Regions from separate parts of the Homo sapiens genome. Here all the other regions are linked to region 2. A link is an interaction called in ENCODE POLR2A ChIA-PET data of the cell type or tissue named here. Cell type or tissue: PC-9. All regions are shown on one strand. Each heading gives the region's core, and the rest is flanking DNA. Links, peaks and the distances in the headings are about the cores only. Region 1 has its middle 40 kb from the start of MIR1302-6. Region 2 has its middle 75 kb from the start of LINC02889. Region 3 overlaps LOC107986772 (a long non-coding RNA gene).

Evidence for each region. ChIA-PET counts read pairs that join two places held together with the same protein. Peaks named below come from ENCODE experiments on the same cell type or tissue, not always from the same donor. Only the 100,000 strongest peaks of a DNase experiment are listed, where the experiment ranks them.
Region 1: POLR2A ChIA-PET joins it to region 2 with 7 read pairs; 1 of 35 experiments calls an interaction of 5 or more read pairs at or near these places.
Region 3: POLR2A ChIA-PET joins it to region 2 with 10 read pairs; 1 of 35 experiments calls an interaction of 5 or more read pairs at or near these places.

What each region holds. Positions count from the first base shown.
Region 1 is chr7:18,082,661-18,091,063 of GRCh38, reverse strand. It overlaps a transcript of HDAC9 not described here. Among named protein-coding and RNA genes, the nearest start is that of MIR1302-6, 40 kb to the left of the region's middle. RefSeq lists enhancers at 3,202-3,749, 3,750-4,298. In PC-9, for the core only: a CTCF peak has its summit at 4,822; no DNase peak of the experiment used is centred there; H3K4me3 peaks cover 1,480 bases; H3K27me3 peaks cover 951 bases.
Region 2 is chr7:17,629,283-17,637,685 of GRCh38, reverse strand. No RefSeq gene overlaps it. Among named protein-coding and RNA genes, the nearest start is that of LINC02889, 75 kb to the right of the region's middle. In PC-9, for the core only: no CTCF peak of the experiment used is centred there; a DNase peak (open chromatin) is centred at 4,405.
Region 3 is chr7:17,105,421-17,113,823 of GRCh38, reverse strand. All of the region lies in intron 1 of LOC107986772 (a long non-coding RNA gene), which reads right to left. Among named protein-coding and RNA genes, the nearest start is that of AHR, 190 kb to the left of the region's middle. In PC-9, for the core only: no CTCF peak of the experiment used is centred there; a DNase peak (open chromatin) is centred at 4,613; H3K27ac peaks cover 502 bases.

The DNA.
Region 1 (8,403 bases), core at 2,170-7,169, 450 kb before region 2:
CATTATCTACAGAATTACAATGCTTCCTTCTGCAAGCTGGATAATATATTCCACTGTTAAGTGTAATAATGCAATATCAGAAGTCTATCACTTTAGTGTTACAAATCATGTGGGCAATTATCCTAAAAAAATTCTAGTGGGATTTGAAGGAGAGGAGATTTGGTGAGATGAAGAAAAAGAACAAGTTTCTGTCCTTTTCTTTTTTTTAAAAAAAGTCTGATTTATTCAGATATGAGATCTACATGGAAAGAAATGACTAGATAATTCCATAAACCTTCTGTTCACTTTGATACCTGTAAGTTCGGCCAAAGAAGCAGAGCTGATGAGAGAAATAGACATCCCGACACCCAGAATATGATCTCTGACCACTACTGGCTGCCTCTGGAGTGAACACTCCATTACTGTCCCCCGTCAATACTCTCTCTTCCCAAAAATCAGGTTCTGACTTTTCTTGCCAGTGAGGCTGATGATCCTCAAGCTTGACAACTGTGCTGATAAACTTTAAGAACTGCTTTGATCAGTAAAAGGGCAGTAGGTAGTTGATAGGGTGAGGCCAGCAGGGCAGAGAAATATGTGGACTATGGATTGATTGCAAGAACAAATATTCTGCAGAGGTGTGTGTGCTTCTTTGTTTATTTCAGCAGTAGCTATTAGAGTCATGGTTCTCTCCCATCAACAGGCCAACAGTATGATCCATCCCCTTATGACTATATTGACTGATTTAAAATCTGATCTGCACATGTATAAAGATGACCACTTTAAAAATCTAGAAATACATAAATTTATGAAGTTATCATAAGACACAGGAGCAGCTTGCTCTCATAATTAAAATACAGGAAATATAGATGTTAAGCTCAGCTTCACACTGATTCACTATGGTGTAACGTTGGGTATATCAGTGTACCTGCCGCCTCCTTCCTAAAATGAGAACAATATGTCACCCTACTTATCTCTCAAATGTTTTGAGGAATCACCAAAAAGTGTAAGAATTATAATAACAAACTGGGAAACAATTGTATATATCTGCAGATGCATGCAATAAAAATTAAGTATGATGTCTATTGAAAGCAAAAGGCTTCAAGCAGTAAGAGCCCCCACCAACTTAAACAGTAATACAAATTGTATTTTAAAACAAACAAAAAAAAACCAATGAAGCAAAAATAAAAAGCCACATTTGGATGTAATAACAAAAAATGTCCATAACTACAATATTTCACTAATGAGAAGGTACAGATGCTACATACAGAAGGATTTTATGATGTCCATATGTTTCTCAAATGACTCTCCTTGTTAGCTATTTCTCCACATCTCTATTTAAGAATAACCTGCACCTTCCCCACTGAGTGTGTACAAATTATAATGTAATATGTTGTAATATTTAAACAAATTCAAAAAAGAAGTAATTCTAATAAAAAGAAAGGAAAGCTACATAAACCTAGATGTAGATATTAATAAAAATCTGAATTCTGGTGTCATTCAAATTAGTTAATTAAATAGGTTTATATCTGGTCAGCTGGCCTTAAGATTCAAAACTCCTAAACCTCAAATAGAATTCATCTATATCTTAAATATATAATTATTTATATATAGTGGCAATAACTTCATAAAACAACTCTTTCTACCATAATAACGGTTATGCTTAATTTGGTCACCAAACAATCACAAAAATCTATAAGCATGTATAAAATTACCTTTTAATTGCAAAAGAGCCATCATTATTTCTACAAAAGACAGCACTTTAATGTGCTAAACACTCTCTAGTCAGAGTGCTGGTCTGACTCTCCAATAAAGGCCAGCCCAACAGGCTGAACTGCAGAAAGAAAGAAACAGGAAGATCAAGGTTAAAAAAAAAAATCTGTCTCCTACCCATAAACTGGTATTTAATTTAAAACTCCTTAACTTCCTTCTGCACAACCTTATGTGCATCTAACCGTGTCCATTTTGTAGTAAAGATTATCAATTCACTAGCACAGCTAAGAAAGCATCTCTCTCCCTCTGGCTGGCAGTTTATCAAAGGTCAGACAGGATTGCCACCTTACATGCATCTGTTTAATAGCTAAAACATATATGAAAACACTAGCTTTTTCCCACACAGAAAATGGCATATTCTAAGAAAATGCTGCTCTTCTTCAAATGTGCCCCATTCAAACAAAATGGATGAGAATAAATTACAAGCAAGTTTTACAACTGACTAAATTATGTTGTTTTGGAAATATAATATTCTTATTAGCCATTTTAAACATAAATGGTTTCCAGAAGGAACATCAGTAATTTGATGTTTGGGGAATTAAATTGGTCCAAACTGGAACAGTGGTTTAAAAGGATAAGGAAGACTAATTATCTGTGGTAAAAGGCAAATATATTAAACAACAAATTTTCAGTCACAATAATTTCCATAATAAAAATCAAAAGTACGAAAAAGAAGGTCAAAAGATATCTTTTAAACATGATTGCTGATTTCTTAAATGCAACTTATTCTGTGCTGTTTTTAATTACAGGATTAGAAAGATTTCTGGGGCATCAGAAAACATCCAGGCCTTTTCAAATGTCATAAGGTTTTCTTTTGGGAGATTTTCAATGTTTTTTTCCTTTAATATGGGTTTTCTATGTACGTACTCCCTTTTTCCAGATTTCGACAGTGCCTGCAAGATTTGAAAACATGACAGTGCTCTGAATACTTGTAATTCCTAAATCTTACTCCTTATGAGAAATCTCAGCACAGCAAGAGTATTTAGTTGTATATGCATTGTTATACCATTTGGGGAGAAAAAAATTAACTCTTCGCTTTCTTTTCTGGTAGAAGTTAAACTTTTTAAGCCTTTCTTACCCCTTTCCCATATTTTACACACACACATACACACCCCACATACATGAAATAATGAATATATGTAGATATCTCATTTCTTATAGGATTTCAAAATGCTACAGTTACTTAAAGCTGAAAGTTCCTTTTAGGAGATTACACACACCTCCCTGGAAGAAAAAACAATTGACAGATCTTCCTGAAATTGGAGCACAGGAGACTCACTAGAGAATTCTCCAAGTCCACATCACAGGAACTGCATCCTCAGCTCTCCGTTGCAGGCCACCTCTCCTGACAACCGCGCCTCGGATCTGGAGAGAGCTCAGTCCCGCTCTGTCACATCACAGACACACAGGCCTGACACCAGCACCTCTCATTGCGGACAAGGGGATAACGGCTTCAAAGCCAAACAAACGCAGCCTGCTAGGCGCTCAGGGAACGCCCCCGTCCTCCGTTCCCTCTAGTCCCCACTGTGACACCCTCGTATGGCATCTAATTAACCAGTTTACCTTAATAAGCTTACGATTCATCACTCTCCTTCCACTAGTCAAGGAACTGCTTTATCTCCCATCCCATCCCCCAGCCTCCTGAACTTTTCTTAAAACCCAGGATTCTGATGTATTGACTTAAAACTGAAGTCCTCCACGAAACATCAAAGGTACCCCCCAATAAGCGTTGCTCCCCTCAAGCAACACGTTGCCAGTACAAACTTTTCATTCATAGCTCGGCTCCAACATAAACTGGGTGTGTTTGGGGGCGGGAGAGAATCACGCCACCGACCGCTCGCCTCAGTTTGCCTAGCCAAATGTCAGGGTCTGCATGCCACAAAGATGACCTAGCACCCAACTTCTGACGAAGGTTCCCTTAAACCCACCGGTCTCCGGGCTGCGAGATGCAAGGCAAGTGGCATCAGAGTCCGGACTGAGATGCTGTTAACCTGCGGAACCCGAGAAGGGAATACCGCGGCGCATCCTGAGGACCGGTGGCCCCCAATTCCCAGGGCTTTCCTCAAGCACCAGCCGGGGACTCTGCCGTGGTGCCACTCACCTCCGCCCGCTCCTGCTGAGGCTATCGCGCCCTCCTTCGCTCCGCGCTGGCGACCTCTTAACTTCTCCCCCTTCTCCAAACAGCCATCTTTCGAGGAGGAGAAGAGAATGGTGAGGCAGAAGCAAAAAGGGAATGAAAGTTGACTCGGGGGCCGCCGCTGCTCCTCCAGCCGAGATTTACCGGCCGCGGCGGGCGCTAGAGGAGGAGACCGCGGCGAAAGCGGCGAGAGCGGCGGGCGCGGCGCGGCCGGCTCGGTGCGCGCTGCGCGATGTGCGGGACGCGCCGCCGCCGCCGCCGCCGCCGCCGCCGCGCGGGGGGGGCTCGGGAGGGCGGCAGCGGGCGGCTGCGAGCTGCGAGCTGAGCGGGCGGCGGCGCGCGGAGAATTTGCTAAAAATAGCACTTCTTGGGGAGGGAAGTAGGGGACGGAGGTGGGAGGAGAGGCTCGGCCGGGAGCCCCAGCGCCGCGGAGGCTGGGCGGGGCTGGGTGGGGATAGGAGGAAGGACCCGCGGCGAGAGCGCGGGCCCAGGCGCTGGAGACCCGCAGGGCGGGCCGGGAGGCGCGGGCCGGAGGGGATTACGGACGCGGGAACACCTGGGCGCGCGGCCGACGCGCTGGGAAGGACGCGCGGGAGGCGGGAGGGCAGCGAGGACATCCCGGGGTGGAGCGGAAAAGGGCTCTGGGCTGCACCAGCGTTTTTTTTCCCCCCCAGGGGAAGGACCAGGGAACCTAAGACGACTTGGGATTTCTGAAGCGAGACATGCCCACGCGAGGCGCGGGGTGATGGTCAGGCGGCGGCCGTGACAGAGAACGGTGCTGGGGAGAAGCCAGGCCGCTGCCTCGCCCTCTCGCGCCCCCCGTGGCTCGGGGAGCCCCGGCCGCTCAGGTGCGCGCCACGCAGCGCCAGCCCGCCCCAGCTGAACGACTTCTTTTAAAGAGGAGGTAGCATTGTGGGGCGGTACCTGGAACGTCCCCACAGATGCGTGGAGCTTGAAGAATCATTCAAGGGAATTTTAAGAGAAAAAAATGCTACATTTGGGGTTTGTCAAATGGGAAACGTGAGGGAATATGGTGACTGCTGTTGGAAACATGACTTAGGTATGCCGCGTTTTAAGGCTGAACAGAGAGGACCATTCGCTCTGAAACCAACCCTGAAAGAAGGCAAGCAGAGTTAGAAGGGCCGAGAATTAACGAGGTGATCTCCTTCAGTGGTTAGTATTCTTACCTTGGGGATTTTTTTTCTGCTATAAATGAAGTCTATACTAGCATCACTAGTAGCTGTAGATTCCTTTATGAAGTGTACAACAATAAAATATTTTTTTAAGTGTAATCCTAAACATACTTGGCTAAAGCTAACAGTTGATCACTCAAAGAGGCTAATATTTATGGTGTATGTAATTTGACCATCAAACGAATTAAAGCTGGTGTCTCTGCTTTCATATTTATGGTTTTCCTCTACGTCAGCTAAAACACAGCTAAGCTTATAGATTAATTATATGGATGGAAAGATCAAGAAAGACCTAACCCAGTACCCTCATTTTTAGAGGAGAGAACTCGGATCCATGGGAGTAGTGTGATTTGCCCAAGGTCTCACAGTGGCAGAGTTAAGATTAAAATTTAGGATTAGGGCCTAGGCCCGGTAGCTCAAGCCTATAACCCCAGTACTTTGGGAAGCCGAGGCTGGAGGATTGCTTGAGCCCAGGAATTCGAGACCACGCTGGGCAACAAAGTGAAACCCCCATTTCAAACAAACAAACAAAAACCTCAGGAATAAAGCCAGACTACCAATTTCATAACAGCAAGATAACTCGAGAAAAGGAGTGGTATGGTAGCTGTACTTTTAAAATAGTTCAGCATTCTTAGGAGGATAAAAGTGTATGATGGCTAGATTTATCCCTCACTTTGCTCTAATCAGGAATTCACGCTGCAGGAGTGGTCAGCTAGCTTTAAATAAAAATTTAAAAATAAAAAATAATAAAGATACTCCAAAGGCTGTTGGTGCTAGAGCTTCTGCTTAACTTTCTATCCACACTGAGGATTCTGTTCGTTAGCATGACGAATCGTAGTAATGGGTTCTCATTTCATGGATGAAATTGATGATATTGACTCAAGTAGAGATATTTCTGATTTGTATATATGCCAGATATAACTATCTAGTGACCTTTCACCCTTTACCTTTCAAAATGGAGTTAAGAAATGGTCAAGTGTCCAGCCTTTAAGTTTTTGGAGGGTTTTTTTTGTTTGTTTGTTTTGGTTTTGGTTTTTGTGGGGGTTTTTTGTTTTGTTTTGTTTTGTTTTGTATTTTGAGACAGGGTCTTGTTCTGTCACCCAGGCTGGAGTGCAGCTGTACCATCAGGGCTCACTCTAGCCTTGACCGGGGCACAAGTGATCCTCTAGCCTCCCAAGTAGTATCTGGGACTAACTTTTTTAGAGACGAGGCCTTACTTTAGTGTCTAGGCTGATTTTTTTTTTTTTTTTTTTTTAATGATTCTGTTTGCCTACCATTGACTTTAAGGGGAAAATTCTCCCTCTATTGTCTCTCAAGAAACCTTTCATGTAAAGTATGGCTGAAGCACATAAAAGGAAATGCCCCTGGGATTTCACTGGGTATCTAAAACAGATTTTGTGTAATAAAGATGTATATGGCAAAATTTGAATTGAAACTTATTTTCACCTTTTAGGGTGGTGATACCAGGCATAGTTAACCTTCACTTAAGTCTAATTATTTAAGTATCCCATGTCCAGGTCATTTCACAAATGGGAGCAGTCTTCCTCATCATTCTGCTAGACATTTGAATGCTGACTTTGAGTAAGATACATGCTGCGTGCTACTAGAGACTCAAATTTTTAAATTACGATTTAGTTGAAAAGATAATTTATCTTAAAAGTTTTGGTTGGGTTGGCATGTTCTCTGTTCAAACCTATATTATTGCATATATGACACTATATTATAATTTTTTCCTGGTTTTAGTCTCTTGTCAACTGAGCTCTAAGAGGACAAAGATAACTCATTCACATTTTTTGTAGTTTTTTAATAGACTATTTTTCAAAACAGTTTTAGATTTACAGAGAAATTCAGAAGATAGTACAGTGAGCCTTGAACAACACAGGGGTTAGGAGAGCAGACCCCCTGCAAAGTTGAAAATCCACATATAACTTTTGACTCTTTAAAAACTACTAATAGCCTACTGCTGACCAGAAGCCTTCCCAAAACATCAACAATTAACACACATTTTGTATGCTATATGTATTATATACTGTGTTCAAACAATAGTCTAGAGAAAAGAAAATTTTATTATGAAAATCATAAGGAAAATATATTTATTATTCATTAAGTAGAAGTAAATCATCATAAATGTCTTCATCCTCTTCATCTTCACGCTGAATAAGCTGAAGAGGAAGAGGAAACGTTTGTCTTGTGTCTCAAGGGTGGTTGAGGTGAAAGAAAATGTGCATGTAAGTGTATCCATGTAGTTCAATCCTGTGTTATTCAATGGCCAACTGTATAGAGAACAATATACATGCATACACACATACACACATACACACACACACACACACACACAATTTCTCCTGCTATTCTCATCTTTCTTTAGTATGATACATTTTCTACAATTAGTGAACTGGTATTGGTACATTATTAACTGAGGTCCGTAGTTTATCAGATTTCTTTTTGTTAGCTTTTACTAATGTGCTCTTTCTGTTTAAGGATCCCATCTAGGAGACCACAATATATTTAGTGATCATGTCTTTTTAGGCTTCTGGCTGTGGCACTTCCTCAGACTTTCTTTGTTTTTTATGACCATGACAGTTTTGAGGAATCCCAGTCAGATATTTTGTAGGATGCCCCTCTGTAGTAATTTGTCTGATATTTTTCTCATGGTAAAAATAAAGTGATGGATTTTGGAAAAGAAGATTATAAAGTTCTATTTTCATTACATTATATCAAGGGTATATACTAGGCAACATGGTTTGTCCCTGTTGATGACGATCTTAATCGCCTGGCTGAGGTAATGTTTGTCAGGTTTCTCCACTGTAAATTTACTCTTTTTCCTCCCCTTTACATACTGTATTCTCTGAGAGGAAGTCATTATGCGCAGCCCACACTTACGGAGCAAAGATATGACCTCTTCTTTTAGGGCAGAGTATCTACATAATTTATTTGGAAGTGTTAGTCATTCACTTTTTATTTCCAAAGATCAGCACAGAGCCCTCAACATAGTAGGTTCTTACTACATGTGACGTGCAAGAATAGGATTAAACGGAATTTTTCCCCTCAAGAAAGTTTATAGGATCTGGATGTCAGCAAAATGGTGAATAAGACTTTCCAGTGCTTGTACTCCTGCAGAAACATCAATCTGAACAACTATACATGCACAAAAATACACCCCCAGGCCATCTGCTGTGGTCCTATACACCAGTGAACCCACAGTTCGGGCCTGCTTCAGCAGACCTTGGGTCTAGGCCTATCCTGGTAGACCCCAAGCTCCAGGCTAGCTTTCATGGCTTCAAGTACCAAGCCAACACCCATGATCCTTGGCTCCAGGATATAACC
Region 2 (8,403 bases), core at 2,167-7,166:
AAATTAGAGAGTCAGAGATGTTAGGCTGGGGACAGCACTTTTCTTAAATAACTTGAAAAAATGTCCGAATCTTTAAAAAAAATCAAAATTTTAAATAAAAATCCAGTTTCTGGGATTTCTCAAGTAATTATAAAATTTGAAACTACAAGACTCAATTCCCAGAAGGCAAGCCTGTCTGGACCTGAGAATGAGCTGCCACCTTAAGAAGGGACTGCCTTCTCACTTTGGCTTCCTCAGCCAGCCCCATCCTCCTGCTGTTCTCATGGTGCATTTTCCAGCTTTCCTCCCCATCCTCCCCGACAGCTTTGTTGAGGTATAATTGACAAATAAAAATTTTGTATATTTAAGGTGAACAATTTGATGTTTTGATACATGTTTACATTGTGAAATAATTACCACCAACCTAATGAACATAGCCATCACCTCACATAGTTACAATTTTATTTTTCTTCTCTTTCTCTTTTTCTTTCTTTGCTGTGGTAAGAATCCTTGAGATGTATCTTTTAGCAAATTTCAAGTATGTAATGAGGTATTGTTAACAATAGTCACCATATTGTACATTCCATCACTGGAACTTATTCACCCTGCATACCTGAACCTTTGTACCCTTTGACCAACATCTCCCTATTTTCTTCTCCCCCAGTCCCTGGCAGACATTCTACTCTCTGCTTTTATAAATTTGGCTTTTTTAGATTTCACATGTAAGATCATGCAGTATTCGTCTTTCTCTGTCTGACTTATTTCACTTAGTATAATGTCCTCCAGGTTCCATGTTATTGCAAATGACAGGATTTCCTTCATTTATGTGAAGGAATAATATTTCATTGTACATATGTAACCCGTTTTATTTATCTGTCAGTGGGCATTTAGGTTGTTGCCATATCTTGGCTATTGTGAGTAATGCAGCAATGAGCATGGGAGTGCAGATATCGCTTGGAGATAGTGATTTCATTTACTTTGGATATATACCCAGAAGTGGGTTTGTTGAACCATTTTTAGAATCATAGTTCTATTTTAATTTGTTGAAGAACCTGCATTGCATTTTCCATAATGTCTGTACTAATTTACATTTTTACCAACAGTGTACAAGAGTTCTCTTTTTTCCACATCCTCGCCAATACTTATCTTTTGTGTTTTGATGATAATCATTCTAACAGGTGTGAGGCGATAGCTCACCACAGCCTTGATTTGTATTTCCCTCATGATTAGTGATGTTGAGCACCCTTTCATATACCTCTTGGCCATTTATATATCTTCCTTTGAGAAATGTCTTTTCAGGTTCTTTGCTCATTTTAGAATCAGGTTATTTGATTTTTAAGTTATTTTCTGATGAGTTGTCTGGGTTCTTAAATATTTTGGATTTGAACTGCTTATCAGATATATGGCTTGCAAATATTTTCTCCCATTCCAGAAGTTATCTTTACACTCTGTTTGTATTCTTTGCTCTGAAGAAGGTTTGTCTTTTGATGCAATCTCACTTGTCTATTTTTGTTGCCTATGCTTTCATTGTCATATCCAAAAAAATTATTGCCCAGACCGCTTTCAAGTAGCTTTTCCTCTATGTTTTCTTTTAGTAGTTTTAGGGTTTCAGATCTTACATTTTTGTCTTTAGTCCATTTCGAGTTTATTTTCTTATATGGTGTGAGATAAAGTTCCAATTTTATTCTTCTGCATGTGGATTTCCAGCCCTCCCTTTGATGAATTTTTAGTATTACTGTTCGTTAAAAATATTTATTTACAGTTCAATAATCCAAGCCAGTTTTACTCCAATTTCTGTTTCTTTTTAAATTCAAGTATAGTTTTATTTAATAATTCTACTAAAATCACATATAGTGTGATCCTTCTCATATACCATCATATCTACCTGTGTCTAAAGCTGCCCAGAGATGTCTGGAATTGTATTCATCAAAGATAGCATGAGCGAATCCAGAAAGGAGGATATGGGCGATTTATTGCTTTCTTTCTTTGTAATTTTCTACATAGCTTGATTTAAAAAAAATTAAAAAGACATGTTTTTTAAAAAACAATAAAATCATAGCTTAAAAAGAATCTCATCCACTTGCCAACTCATTTTGAAGCTCTTTTTATAAGTGAAATTGCATCTTGTCCTTTTTATCATTCTATGTAATTTGTTGTCAGGACTAGTTCCTTATCAAGCTAAGTTTTAAGTTTTCATCCAGCTACATTTGCAAGTAAACAAGTTTTCTGAGGGCAGATATTTTGTCTTTTCTGTTTATAGCTCTACCCCAGTACTTGGATCACTGCCTAGGTGCATATTAGGGCCTCAGAAAACATTTTTTGAAGACTAAGTGGATGAAGAACTTTGAGCACCTTTGATAGGAAGTCTTATGGTAGTAAATCCACATATTTATGACTAGCTGATTTTTAACAAAGGTGCCAAGAGCATACATTTGGGAAAAGACAGTCTTTTTCAATAAATGGTCATGGGAAATTGGATATCTATATGCAGAAGAATGAAACTAGACCCCTATCACTTACCATATATAAAAATCAACTCAAAATGGATTATAGACTTAAACATAAGACCTAAACTATGAAACTACTACAAGAAAACATAGAAAAAATGCTTCAGGACATTGGTCTGGGTAAAAATGTTTTTGATGAGACCTCAAAAGCACAGGTAACAAAAGCAAAAATAGATAAGTGAGACTGTCAAACTATACAGCTTCTGCACAGCAAAGGAAACAACAGAATGAAGAGACAACTTACAGGATGGGAGAAAATAGCTGCAAACTATTCACAGATAGGGGATTAATATTCCCTGTGTTGATTAATATCCAGAATATATAAGGAACTCAATAGCAAAAAAAAAAAAAAAACCCAAACAATCCAATTTAAAAATGGGCAAATGATTTGAATAGACATTTCTCAAGAGAAGACCTACAAATGGCCAACAGGTATAAGAAAAAATGTTCAACATCACGAATCATCATGGAAATGCAAATCAAAGCCACAGTGAGATATCATCTCACCTCAGTTAAAATAGCTATAATCAATAAGATAAATAAAAGACATACTGGCAAAGATGCGGAGAAAGAGGAATTCATATACTGTTAGTGGGAGTGAAAATTAGTGCAGTCATTATAAAATACAGTATGGAGGATCCTTAAAAACTAAAAATAGGGTTACCATATGATCTAGCAATCCCAGTACTGAGTATATATCCCAATGAAAGGAAATCAGTGTGTTGAAGTGATATCCACATTCTCATATTTATTGCAGCACTATTCACAGTAGCAAAGATATGGAATCTAAGTGTCCATCAGTGAATGAATGGATAAAGAAAATGTGGTAAATACACAGAAAGGAGTATTATTCAGCCATAAAAAAGAATAAAATCCTGTCATTTGCAGCAACATGGATGAACCTGGAGGACATTATGTTAAGTGAAATAAGCCAGGCACAGAAAGACAAATACCACATGTTATCTGAGATTTGGGAGCTAAAAAAGTTGATCTCATAGTCGAGAGTAGAATAGTGATTACAGAGGCTGGGAAAGGTAAAGGGGAGGAGGAATAGGGAGAGGTTGATTAAAAAGTACAAAATTATACTTAGATAGAAAGAATAAGTTCTAGTGTCTATAGAACACAATAGTGTTCTATAACACATAGTTAACAATAATTTATTATACATTTCAAAATAGATAAAAGAATTTTGAATGTTCTGAAGACAAAGAGATAAGTGTCTGAGGAGATGGGCATGCCAATTATCCTGATTTTATAATTATACATTGTATACATATATCACAACATCACTTGTACCCCATAAATATGTACAATTGTTATGTGTCAATTAAAAAGTCTTCCCGTAGCAAAAAGTATCTTTTCCCATAGCAAAAAGTATGAGAAGTACATAAATGTTACTAAGAATTTGTTTTGCCTTTTTGAAAGAGCTCAAGATACCTGATAACTTTTTTTTTTCTAAGAGAAGTTTTATAGGCTGGGCACGGTAGCTCATGCTTGTAATCTCAACACTTTGAGAGGCCAAGGTGGGCAGATTGCTTGATCCCAGGAGTTCAAGACCAGCCTGGGCAACATGGTGACATCCTACCTCTACCAAAAATATATACAAAAATTAGCTGGGCATGGTGGTGCATACCTGTAGACCTAGCTACTTGGGAAGCTGAGGTGGGAGGATAAATAGAACCCCAGAGGCAGAGGTTACTGTGAGCTAAGATTGCACCACTGCACTCCAGCCTGGGTAACAGAGTGAGACCCTGTCTCAAAAAAAAAAAAAAAAAATAGAAAAGTTTTATGAGGCAGATATTAGGCCTGTGTTACCAAAAATTTTGTTGTGTAACTGTCCTTGGTTGTTCCTCAATTCCAGTGCTGCTGACCAGTGTAAAATGGGTGTGGATCACATCTATTGCTTCTTCAAAGAAGCAGTATGGGAAAACAATGACTCACACTGTAGTGATAAATGGGAATGACAACACAGATCAACAATGTCTGAGCTATTGGTAAACCTAACTGAGAGGTACAAAGAGAGGCAAGGGAGTCCTCCTATGCCTCTTGTACCGAGGGTTGGGCTGCCTGGGCCAATTGATAAAGCAGTTCCCAGCAATGCAGCTCTGACTTTGGAAGGACCCCTGCTCCTTGCCTCCTTTTATTCCCTAGGCTTTAGGTTCTAGGGACTCAATCAGTGTCCCTTTTCTCTAGTAAGTCCAAGACTAGCTGTGGAGTAAGAACCACCTTCCTTGCTGCATACCCCATGGCATTCTTCCTGTTTCTTTGCTCCTCCAGAATTTTGGATGCAAGAAAATGTGCTAGTTCAAAGTTTGCTTTACAGGTTAGACAGACTTAGGTTTGAAGCTTTTGCCCATTCATAGGCTTGGACAAGGCACCCAACATCTTTAAAACCTCTGTTTATCTATAATAGTACCTACCTGTAGTATTATTGCACACTATTAAATAAAATATCCATGTAAAGCACTTGACAAAGTGTCTAGCAAACAGGAAGCACACAGCAAGAGTTAGCTAGTACAACTGCTATTGTTACGATGTTATTTGTTTATATATTTGTCTCCTCTAGTAATGACCTTTTCCAGGACAGAGATGATATTTTAGTCATCTTCGTATCCCATTTGCCTAACAACCTAACTTGAGTATGAAAGTTGCTCAATAAATCTTTGACTAATAAATAACTGCACATGTTTATGTGTGTGTGTGTTTGTGTGTATGTGCACATATATAATATAGAAAGAGATGAAATGGTCTTTTGAAGCTCTAATTTGCTTACAAATATGGATAGCATTATTAAAATCATAAAAAGCCCTATTAAAACTCTGAATTAATTGTATTGGAGATTTTCGCTCACCATAATGGAAAGTTTTCCAAATTTAATTACTTTTGACCTCAAGAAATTTGGACCTTCAGAGCAAGACCTAGTTCCTAAAATAGGAGACCTCATATCTATGCCCTAGGAATGGACTAGGCTAATTTCAGATTAAACTGAAAGGAGAGGACCAAATGCTTTGGGATAGCTGATCCCTTAGGAGTGGGAAGAGAGGTGCTGCAGGTTACTCCTTGTTGGAGTCTCTGTTTCATGGTGTCAACTCATCACCAGGGTCGGTTTTTTCATAGTAGGGAACTTGAGTGATAACACTGGCACAAACTGGAGACTCAAGAAGGTGGAGTAGGAGAACCAGTTTCAGGCGGATGAAAATTTAGCTATTGATTATTTTCAGTTTTAGTGATATTGTATTTGAGTAGATGTGTTAAGATGCAAGCGATAATAATATAGAGCGCTGGGCACGGTGGCTCACACCTGTAATCCCAGCACTTTGGAAGGCCAGGTGGGTGGATCACCTGAGGTCAGGAGTTTGAGACCAGCCTGGCCAAAATGGTGAAACCTTGTCTTACTCAAAATACAAAATATAGCCGGTGGTGGCACCACCTGTCATCCCAGCTAATTGGGAGACTGAGGCAGGAGAATCCCTTGAACTCGGTAGGTGGAGGTTGCAGTGAACTGAGATCATGCCACTGCACTCCAGCCTGGGCGACAAGAGTGAAATTCCAACTCAAAAAAAAAAAAATTATGGAGCTTGAGGTAAGGCTGCCACACTCAATGCTATAAGCAATACCACAGGCTGAGAATTGAGAAAAGCTATGTGAAGACATTTGAAAGTGTTTGAAGTCATTCTTTCTGGATATCTGTTCATGTTGAGTGTGCATGTTATGCTGGTTAGTTGATAAAGAGCATCACATAGTCTAGTTAGGATGGAGCTTGTTCTGATAGCACGAATAAAATTGAGGAATTGAGAATACATTAGCAACAAGGTCTGCAGTAGATCTTTGTCTCCATACACAGGACAATGCCCAAATGAAGCCTCATCAGAACCGTTCACCAGCCTTGTTTCTGACCAGCAGTTTGCGAGAGAAGTCAGCTCCTGGGAATGTAACTGCTGACCTTTCATTTTCATTCACATGCAGAAACCATATTTAGCCATTTAAGAATTAAGAACTGGACACATTGGAGCCCACCACATATTCAAAAAGAGATGGTAAAAGGAAAAGGAGGTATACAATTATAGATAGAATTATGGCAAGAAAATATTTTGCAAAAAGTGGGGAACTAGTATGGAGAGAAGAACACAGCAGAGGAAGAGAGATGAAAGATGTTGAAGGAAGCAATGAGAAAGTAAGATCCAAGAAACATGAAGGAACAAGATGGAGAGATTGGGGGAGTCAGTGTGGAAAATGATACCATTTTTCTCTGAGCCTTGAGAGAAGGATGAAATGACACAAGGAGAGTCAAGGCTATTTGGCAATGAACAGGATATTTGAGAAATTAAGTCATGTTAAGGCTATACAATTGTGTATCAACAAGGTTACCATTTATTGAGTTGTTACCATGTGCCAGGCACTGCATTCACTTTAATTCTCATGCCAATCTTCCGGATAGATATGATTATCACCGTTTTATGGAGGAAGAGACTCCTGTTTAGGGAGTTTAAGTAATTTGCTCAAGGTTACACTGCAAGTAAGTAGGTGGCCTGAGCACACATATCTGCAGGACATCCTAACTTGCTTCTTTTTTGTGAATTATGAACATTTTTGAAACTCTGATGAGAACAGTTTTCTCCTCTGATAACAAATAAACCCAAAGGCACGTACCTACCACATTTGACATGCAGTTGCAGGAGATTGCCCTGAAACCCATCTGTGCACCCTTGTGGATGTGTTGACACTGGATTAAGAGCAATGAATCAATTTTTCAACAAAATAATCTTTAAATATGTATTAGTCTTCCAAGTCATCACAATGCTATTCAAATAACACTTTTGCGGCTCAAAATATTTTTGGAGCTCTAACTTCAGAATGGCCTCAGAATGCACTCACTGGCTACAAAAGAAAATCAATCCCAGTTATTTACTTCTGTTTCCCTCAAACAGTATTTATTGTCCTTCCTTGTCCATTATCCTTGTTTTCAAATGGCTTTTGGCTATTTTTAAAAATACAAGCCATTCTCAAAGGAATCCATCATTAAATAAATCCAAAGAATGTGCAAGAGGCTCAGAAAGAAACCCTAACAGGGCATTTGAGAAGGGATTATATCCGAGGTTAAAGCTTGGGATAAGAAACTCTGTTCTCAAATACAACCACATGATAGCTACACATACTATCTGTGGTTATTACTTTAACGATAGTAATTCGTATTTCCATGTATAAGGCAAGGTGTGCTTCTTAAAATATTAGAAAATATACTCCTAAATTTGATTATTATAAGTTACCAAGTAAAATTTACTGCTGCCAGATATTTTTTGATTATTGGAAATAGAACTTTGTCACTCATGTAGGTAAAATTTAGTGGCTTTTGCAAAGCCAGTCCTTCAGTGAACTATGTAGAAATAGTACACTTAGTCATTGCGCATTGACTTTTCTTATGTGTTTCCATAGTCCAGTTAATTTTCAATGCTTCTGAGGAGGTAGTAAATAATTATATCTAAATTAATAATTTTTAAAAATTGTTTTTTATGGCAGCTTTTGTATCACTCTCTTTTCTTCTAATGTCTAATTGAAATATATCTATTTTAAAAATTAATTTTGTTTTGGGAATATCATGTTACTTCTTAAATCATTGGAAATAGTTCTAGAACTGTTTTTCTCAGCTCATGTTTATCTCAACTATATTAGCTAGAAAATTGTTCTTTCTCTATGGTGCTTGGGAAACCAGGGGTCATATATATTGCACATAAATGTCAATCTATAGAAGGGTATGCTTAAAATTTCCACAATATCATCTTGTCCCCCCGCCCACTTAAATGACTAATAACTTTGGTGATATGTCTTTTTTAATCAACCTGATGAGATCCCCTTCTGGAAGGAGCTCTAGGGCTAAAAAATAAGTAGTACACTTCTCAAGTTATGGCAGAAAAGTTCT
Region 3 (8,403 bases), core at 1,642-6,641, 520 kb after region 2:
TCACACACCAGGCCTGTCGGGGGTTGGGGGCTAAGGGAGGGAGAGCATTAGGACAAATACCTAATGCATGCAGGACTTAAAACCTAGACGACGGGTTGATAGGTGCAGCAAGCCACTATGGCACATATATACCTATGTAACAAACTTGCATGTTCTGCACACATACCCCAGAACTTAAATTAAAATTTAAATAAGTAAACCACAAAAAAGCAAAAGGATTGAAAAGGAAGATATAAAATTTTAACTATTTTCAGATAACTTGGGAGCATACATGAAAATAGTGACAAAAAGACAACTAATACACACTCAAGCCATTAGAATTAACTGAATTGAGGTTAAGATCTCTAGATATAAGGTCACTGTTTGGGATCAATTGCATTTTATGTTCCAAGAAAAGCAAAAAATAAAAACTTTTAAATGAAACCAATTGAAAAACACCTAAAACAATTTAGCTAGAAATAAATCTAGCAAAAAATATGTCATTAGAAAGCATTACTGAGAGAAATAAAAGAGGATGTAAATAGGCGTAGGAATACACCATGTTCATTAATTGCTAAACTCAATGTTGTAAAAATATAAGTTTTTTTCAAGTTGATCAAATCATGCAACATATATTTCAGCACTTTTGTTGCAAGTTAAGAGATTGATTCTAAAATATATATAAAAATGAAAAGGGCCAATAATAGCCAGGACAAACTGGAAGAAGAAAATAAATCTGGAGAAATTGTACTATCAGTATGCTAGACTTACTGTAAAGCTATGGGAATTAAGATGGTTTAGTTCAGGAGGAAGGACCGGCAAAGAGAACAGAGGGGCAGAGTTGAAAATCCAGAAACAAATTCATTTATGTATGTATATATGTCATATATGATATATAGATATATATGTATATCTATATATCATATAGATCTATATGATATAGATATATATCTATATATCATATCGATCTATATGATATAGATACATATAGCACATATCATATATGATATATATGATATAGATACATATAGCATATATTATATATGATATAGATACATATAGCATATATTATATATGATATATATGATATGTATAGATATATGTATCTATATCATATATTTCATATATTGATATATATTTATATATCGCATATAGCTATATATAACAGGTTCAATCATTTTATGACAAAGTGATACTATGGTGCAGCTGGGAAAAAAGTCTTTTACAGAAAAGATGGACTTTTCAATAGGCATGCCGGATCATCCAAATATCTATGTAAAAAATAAATTTTGATCCCTGCCTCACAACATACAAACCAGTCAATTCCAGATGGATTATAGATCTAAATGTGAAATATAAAACACTAAAGCTTTTCTAGGGAAACATAGGAGAATATCTTTATGAACTTGAGGTAGGAAAGGAGTTAGCACTCTGTATCTCTAGATTCTTTATTCATGGATTCAACCAACTGCATACTAAAAAGTTTTTTTAAAAAAATTGTTTCTGGTCTGAATATGAACAGACTATTTTTCTTGTCATTATTCCCTAAACAATACAGTATAACAACTATTTACATAGCATTTATATTGTATTCAGTATTATAAGTAATCTACAGATGATTTAAAGTATATGGCAGGATATGCATAAGATATATGCAAACACTATGCAATTTTATATCGGGGACTTGAGCATTTGCAATTTTCGGTATCTTCAGGAGGTCCTAGAACCCATCACCCATGAATTCTGAAGGATAAATGCATTTCATAAATAGCATTTGTGAACCCTGAATATCTAAGACAGGTCTCAGTTAATTTATGAATTTTATTTTGCCAAGGTTGAGGAGACATGCCTGTGACACAACCTCAGGAGGTTCTGATGACATGTGCCTGAGATGATAGGGGCACAGCTTGGTTTTATACATTTTAGGGAGACATGAGACCTCAATCAATTTGTAGGATGTCCATTAGTTCAGTCCAGAAAGGGGGCACCACTTGAGGTGAAGGTGGGACAACTCGAAGTGGGGAGGAGGCTTCCAAGTCACAATGGTTGCATTCTTTTGAGTTTCTGATTAGCCTGTCCAAATAAAGCAATCAGATATGCATTTATCTCAGTGAGCAGGCGGGTGACTTTGATAGAATGGGAGACAGGTTTTACCTAAGCAGTTCCCAGCTTGACTTTTCTCTTTAGCTTAGTGATTTGGGGGCCCCAAGATTTATTTTCCTTTCACATTCCCCACTCGATACCTTTTTTAAAAAAATCTTTGGGAGAAAGCATTTTAGGAGAAAATGAGTCTATGGTCTCAGGTTTCATCTGATCTCTCATGGCTAGAATGGTTTATTCCTAGACAGGTAGGTCCTGAGTTATTAGGAAAGTCCATTTTTAGCAGGTTGTGAAGTCTCATGTCCTATGAAGAGAAAATAGGAGGAGAAAAGGAGAAAAACAACAAGAAACAAAAGAACGATTCTGGAAAATTGAGATAGGCCACATTACTCTGAAGTCCATACATCAGTAGGCAGGTATGAAAGGGGCTTATGTAAGTAAATAGTTTGCTGTTACTTTCTTCTGAAGTTTAAGTTGTCTAGCTTCAGTTGCAGGGCTTTATGAAAGCACAGCTTAGTTTTCAGTGACTCCAAATTAGGAAATATCAGGAGAAAAAGAAGGAAAAAAATTGAAAACATTATTTTGAAGACTTGTAGCCAAGAAAAATTAGAGTTTGCTCCAATCTGTAGAAAATAAAAAAAATTGAAAAACGTTAGGCAAGACTAGAATCTAACAACAGGTGTACTATGGTTTTTGAAACATATTTTTTCTCTCTCCAGTTTCCCATTTTTATTAAAGACAAATCATGGTTGGACTGATTTGCTTTCTTATACTTGGCCTGATTATTTGTATACAGTGTGGCAAGAATAATGATTTTTTTACATTGGCTTTTAAATTGGCTTTGATGGAACTTTATTCCATAGAAGGAATCTCAGGTAAGACTTTTTTAAAGCCGAGCCCAGCCATGGATTTGTACCGTCAAATACCTATGAGTTGGGGAATTCCTCTCCATGTGAGGTTCCAAGATAAACTTGGGTCTCCTGGGCCTGTTAGAAAGTGACAATCTTTTCTTACCACAGGTCAGGAATGATGTGTAAGGACTGTGTAGACAAGGCATGAGGCCAGTTTTCCCAAGGGGCTTTTATTTGCTGTATAAGTCAATTGATTCCTTAAAGAAAAGCACACCATCCCAGTCAAAGCCTTAGTAAAATAATCAGTTTCTCCAATTGTGTCCTGTTATAAATGAGAACAAATTCTTATTGTACTTATGCAAATAACTGTTTTGCCATAAGTTAAGAATAATCCCAGTTTCCAAATTCTCAAGAAATCAGGTAGAAAGAAACAAATATGTTCTAAATTTTGCTCATAGGAGTATACAAATTTGTTAAAAGCTGTCAATAGCTCAAAAGAAAAGTTTCCTTGACTCTGAAAAAAAGTGAAACAAAGGATCAGCAATGTTTTAAGCAAAAAGTCAAAAAGATTACTCAATCTTTATTAGTTCAGTCCATGTAATTAATTCCTGTTCTGCTTGATATTCATGAACATTTCAGTTCTCCATGAGCCCAGAAAGTTTTTCTTCTATTCTGATGTCACAGTCTCCAAAGTTATCAGAAACTTGTGTTCAAGAGCACCAACAGGTGCTCTTGAGTTTTATGCTGATTATAAAACTACCTTCTAAAGTGGATCAAAACAAGACAATAATTGTCATGGATGACAAAAAGTTTTAGAGCAGCCAGAGTCAAAGACACAATTGATAAGGAAATTTGTTACCTCTGTGGCATGCAATAATTTAACATAACAATTATAATTATTACTGATAATGTACAATACATCATATCAGAATTATACAATTTTCCCATAATTTTGGAACACATATCAATAATATATTTATACAAATCAGCCCAAAGAAAACCAAACACCAGTTCATATTTGACAAGGCCTGCCATATAATTTTTATACCAAATAAGCCAAATTATGTCAGTTCTGGACTTCAGGGAACCTAATATCTTAAAGGATTAATTAGGTAAGAAAAAGATATAATTTATAATTTGATTTTGGAAAGTTCATCAAATATCAAAGGCTTAAAACACTTGGTATCACACTTCATTGTAAAATAAGTAATTCATTTGACCAAAGTGATAAAGTCAAGGATTTTTTTAAAAGGTGAAAAGCTTCATTCTTTGAGAGAAGAGACTTAGTTTTCCAAACAATAAGCCCCAATAAAAACAGCATGAAGCCAATTAAATTGGTTTTTCAAAATTTTATAATTTATAAAATTCCAATTTTGACCATAAAATATAAGTTCCAGAAGCCTTTTATAACCTTCATAACCTTTATTAGATGTCAGTTAATGCTTCAAGAAAACCTTCTTAAGCTGACAAAGGGGTCCATATGCTGGTCTTGCATCAGTGTGCCCTTGACATTAATAATTAAATTATAGAGAAACTGAACTTACTTTATCTCTCAAAATCGGCCCCTACAACCTCACACACCTACCTCTTCTGCAATAGTTCCTGAGTCTTGAGGAGTTGAATAGCTTTAATTTCTTGCCTTGTGCCTCAGGAATGCAGTTTATTTTTATTGGCATCTTCTACTAGGCCCGAAGATGATTAAAACTTACATAAGCAAACATCATTCTGCCTTGGGCTGGGTTTATAGTTTTGTGATCCTTATGTCACATTTTGACACCTTATAGTATTTGGCAGGGATAAGTATGAAATTGCTTGATTAATAAATGCAAACAAAAATCTATGCTGGCAATTCTTAAGACATTTCTAACATTACTTTACCAATAATTGTAAAATTTACATCATAAGGTATGGAGAGAAAAATTCTGCTGTGGTAAGGGGAAGTTAAAATGGATTTAATTACCAATTAAACATAAAATTATAGAAATTTTATAAAAGCCTTTTAAACACACACACACACACACACACACACACACACACACACACACACACACACACAAAGATCCTATAGCTTTTATTTCAGAACTTTAGCCATGAGGTAAATACAAATTCACTAGCTTGCAAACAAAAAACCTGTTGGATCCAAACAGTGGTTTTTATCTTAATAGAAAAATAACAGCAGATTTAAAGCATACAGAAAAGAAAATAGAGAAAAAAGAGAACTTAGGAACTCTATAGTTTGGAGACTGACCTTAGGGATCTTTTTCTTTAATGTAAATGTGTTCGAAGACCATATTACTTTCGTTTTACATAAACTCTGGCAAGTAGACGTGACATAAAACCTATGGAGTGCTCTAAAGGGGGTCATTCTCCTTGTTTTCTCCTCAATACTTAGATTATTTGTTTCCACTTTTTTTCTTAAAAGGAAGAACTGAGCTGTGACCTAGGGTTTTTATATGGTGGACTGATGTGTGCTGCTTGTGGGCAAGTCATTTCCACCCTCTTACGTGTCTCAGTTTCTCTCTCCAGAAATCTATGACCTATGAGAGGGCTCAAAACACTGGGTGATCATCCCTTATATGCTTTTCCTGGATGAGCCTTTTTAAAAATGAATTTTGTTGGGGATTTCCCTGCAGGGCCACTGGGGATCAACCTCCCAGACACTCCTACAGGGCCCCCAGTCACCCAAGGGCACCTTTCAGCTGAGAAGAGCAAATGCCCTTTTTCTTCAGAGCTGTGAAAATGCAGTCTCACATTTACCTATGAAAACAACAGTTCAGTTTCTCATGCAAATGCACATAGACAAGACTAATTGAGATTAATGTTGGGAGAAAAAGCAATAGAGAAGACCCCTTAGGATGCATCTCCAAACTAGAATTAAGATCCTTAAACAACTTCCAAGGAGAAAAAAAATAAATAACAACAGCCAAGACCACTCCCTGTAAACTGCTCAGCCATCCCTAACTTTGTAGCTCCCTTTTACCATTACACACGCCAAGGTCAAATCCTCTCCCAATACAAGGTAATCTCTGGTACCCAAGCCAAAGAGATCAGGTCATGCAATACAGGAAAACAGAGCTTTAGACCTAAGAAGATTCTGCCCATGACTCTTGAAACTACACAAAGAAAACAAAATACCCCAAAACAGGTGAGTGGCACCTTTGCTCTGATTTCTTGAAAGGGGTTCAAGTCATTAGAAGTCTTCTCTAGATGTTTTTGGCACTGCAGATGGCAAAATAGGAAGGAGGTATAGGGTGGAAGAAAAGTAAATAAAAGAACATTTGTTTTTTTGTTTGTTTATTAAGATAGGAAGCAAACACGGAAAACAAGCACATGGTTTTTTGGTTTTCGGTTTTTTCCCTCTTTTGCAGATGTGAGGAATTTTAGCCAAATTAGAGAGGTTTTGTTACCCACAATTTGGAATTCTCATTTGGATTTGACCAAGTCAGGTAGAGTTTGTCAAATCTGATGGAATAAAGATGGAACCACCATCAACACCAAATAACTCAACAATATGATCACTGAGTGCTATAACGGTAAGGAGAAATTAAGACAACCAGTTGTTAAACTTTAGCAAAGACAAAACCCCAATTCATCTACTTAACTAGGAATGGGTCTCAGGCTGAAGACAGCTTTTTACCATCCTAGAAGCAGGGAAAAAAAAAAAAAAAAAAAAAAAACCTCAAACATCTCGAACTTGTCTTCCCTGACAGGAGTGAGTTCACACTCCATAAAGGAGTTACCTGCCTTCCATCATCATGGAAGCAGGAAATCTTGCCTTCCTTGTTGGAAGCAAGTAAAACTCCAGAAAAGGAGAGTTGTACAGCAAAATAAACTTTAGATCTTGACCAAATTTTTGGAGGTCAGGGATTCTCTGAAGGGGGTGTTCCTAGACCTGAGCAAATTATCCTATTGGTTTGAGCCATAAAGTTAGCTCATGCTGGTACCAAGCACTGGTAGCAGATTTGTCAAAGATCAGGGGCATCTCCATTCAGAATCCCTTCATGGTTGCCAAAATGTGAACCCTGAATATCTAAGACAGGTCCCAGTTAATTTAGAAAGTTTATTTTGCCAAGGTTGAGAACTTGCTCCTATGACACCGCCTCAGGAGGTCCCGACAACATGTGCCCAAGGTGGTAGGGGCACAGCTTGGTTTTATACATTTTAGGGAGACATGAGACCTCAATCAGTATGTGTAAGATGTCCATTGGTTCAGTTCGGAAAGGTGGGACAACTCGAGGCAACGGTGGGACAACTCAAAATGGGGAGGGGCCTTCCACGTCATAGGTAGATAAGAGACATACTGCATTCTTTTGAGTTTCTGATGAGCCTCTCCAAATGAGGCAATCAGATATGCGTTTATCTCAGTGAGCAGAGGGGTGACTTTGAATAGAAAGGGAGGCAGGTTTACCCTAAGCAGTTCCCAGCTTGACTTTTCCCTTTAGCTTAGTGATTTGGGGGCCCCAGGATTTATTTTCCTTTCACACATTCTAAAAGGGTTAAATAAAAGAGAATGATTAATTGGACTATGCTAAAATGATACTATAATTTCTGTTCTTCAAAAGACACTGCGATGGTTAATATTAGGTGTCAACTTGATTGGATTGAAGGATGCCTGGATAGCTGTTAAAGTATTGTTTCTGGGTGAGTTTGTGAGGGTGTTGCCAGAAGAGATTAACATTTGAGTTGGGGGATTGGGAGAGGAAGTCCCACTCTCAGTGTGGGTGGCCACCATCCAATCAGCTGCCAACTTGGCTAGAAGAAAGCAGGTGGAAGAAGGTGGGATAAGCTGGTTTGCTGAGTTTTCTGGCTTTCATCTTTCTCCCATGCTGGATGCTTCCTGCCCTTGAACATCAGACTTTAGGTTCTTCAGCCTTTGGACTCTTGGACTTACAGCAGTAGTTTTCTGGGGGCTCTTGGGCCTTTGGGCACAGGATGGAGGCTGCACTGTTGGCTTCCTATCTCCTCAGCTTGCAGACAGCCTATCATGAGACCTCACATTGTGATCCTGTGAGTCAATTCTCCTTAATAAACTCCCTTTCAGATAAACAATATCCTATTAGTTCTGACCCTCTGGAGAACCCTGACTATTCATACACCATTAAGAAACTAAACTATATAGTGCATATAAAGTTTTTTTAATAAATGCATTGTGAAAGAATGTATAAAGAAGATAAAAATAACTCCTACAAATCAATAAGAAAAATGTAAACAACATAATAGGTGGGCAAAAGACTAGAAAAGGCAATTCACAAAAAAAACTATCTAAATAGCCCCAAAATATATACAAAGGTGTGTTAGTAGTCATCATGATAGGCAATACCAAATGTTGGAGAGGATATTAATCAAATGGAACTCCTATTGTTAGCAGAAATTACTAAAGCTTCTAGCTAAAGACACATATCCGATGATCCCACAATTTCATTCTTAGAAATGTATTCGACAGGACACCTGTGTTTACCAAAAGACAATGACA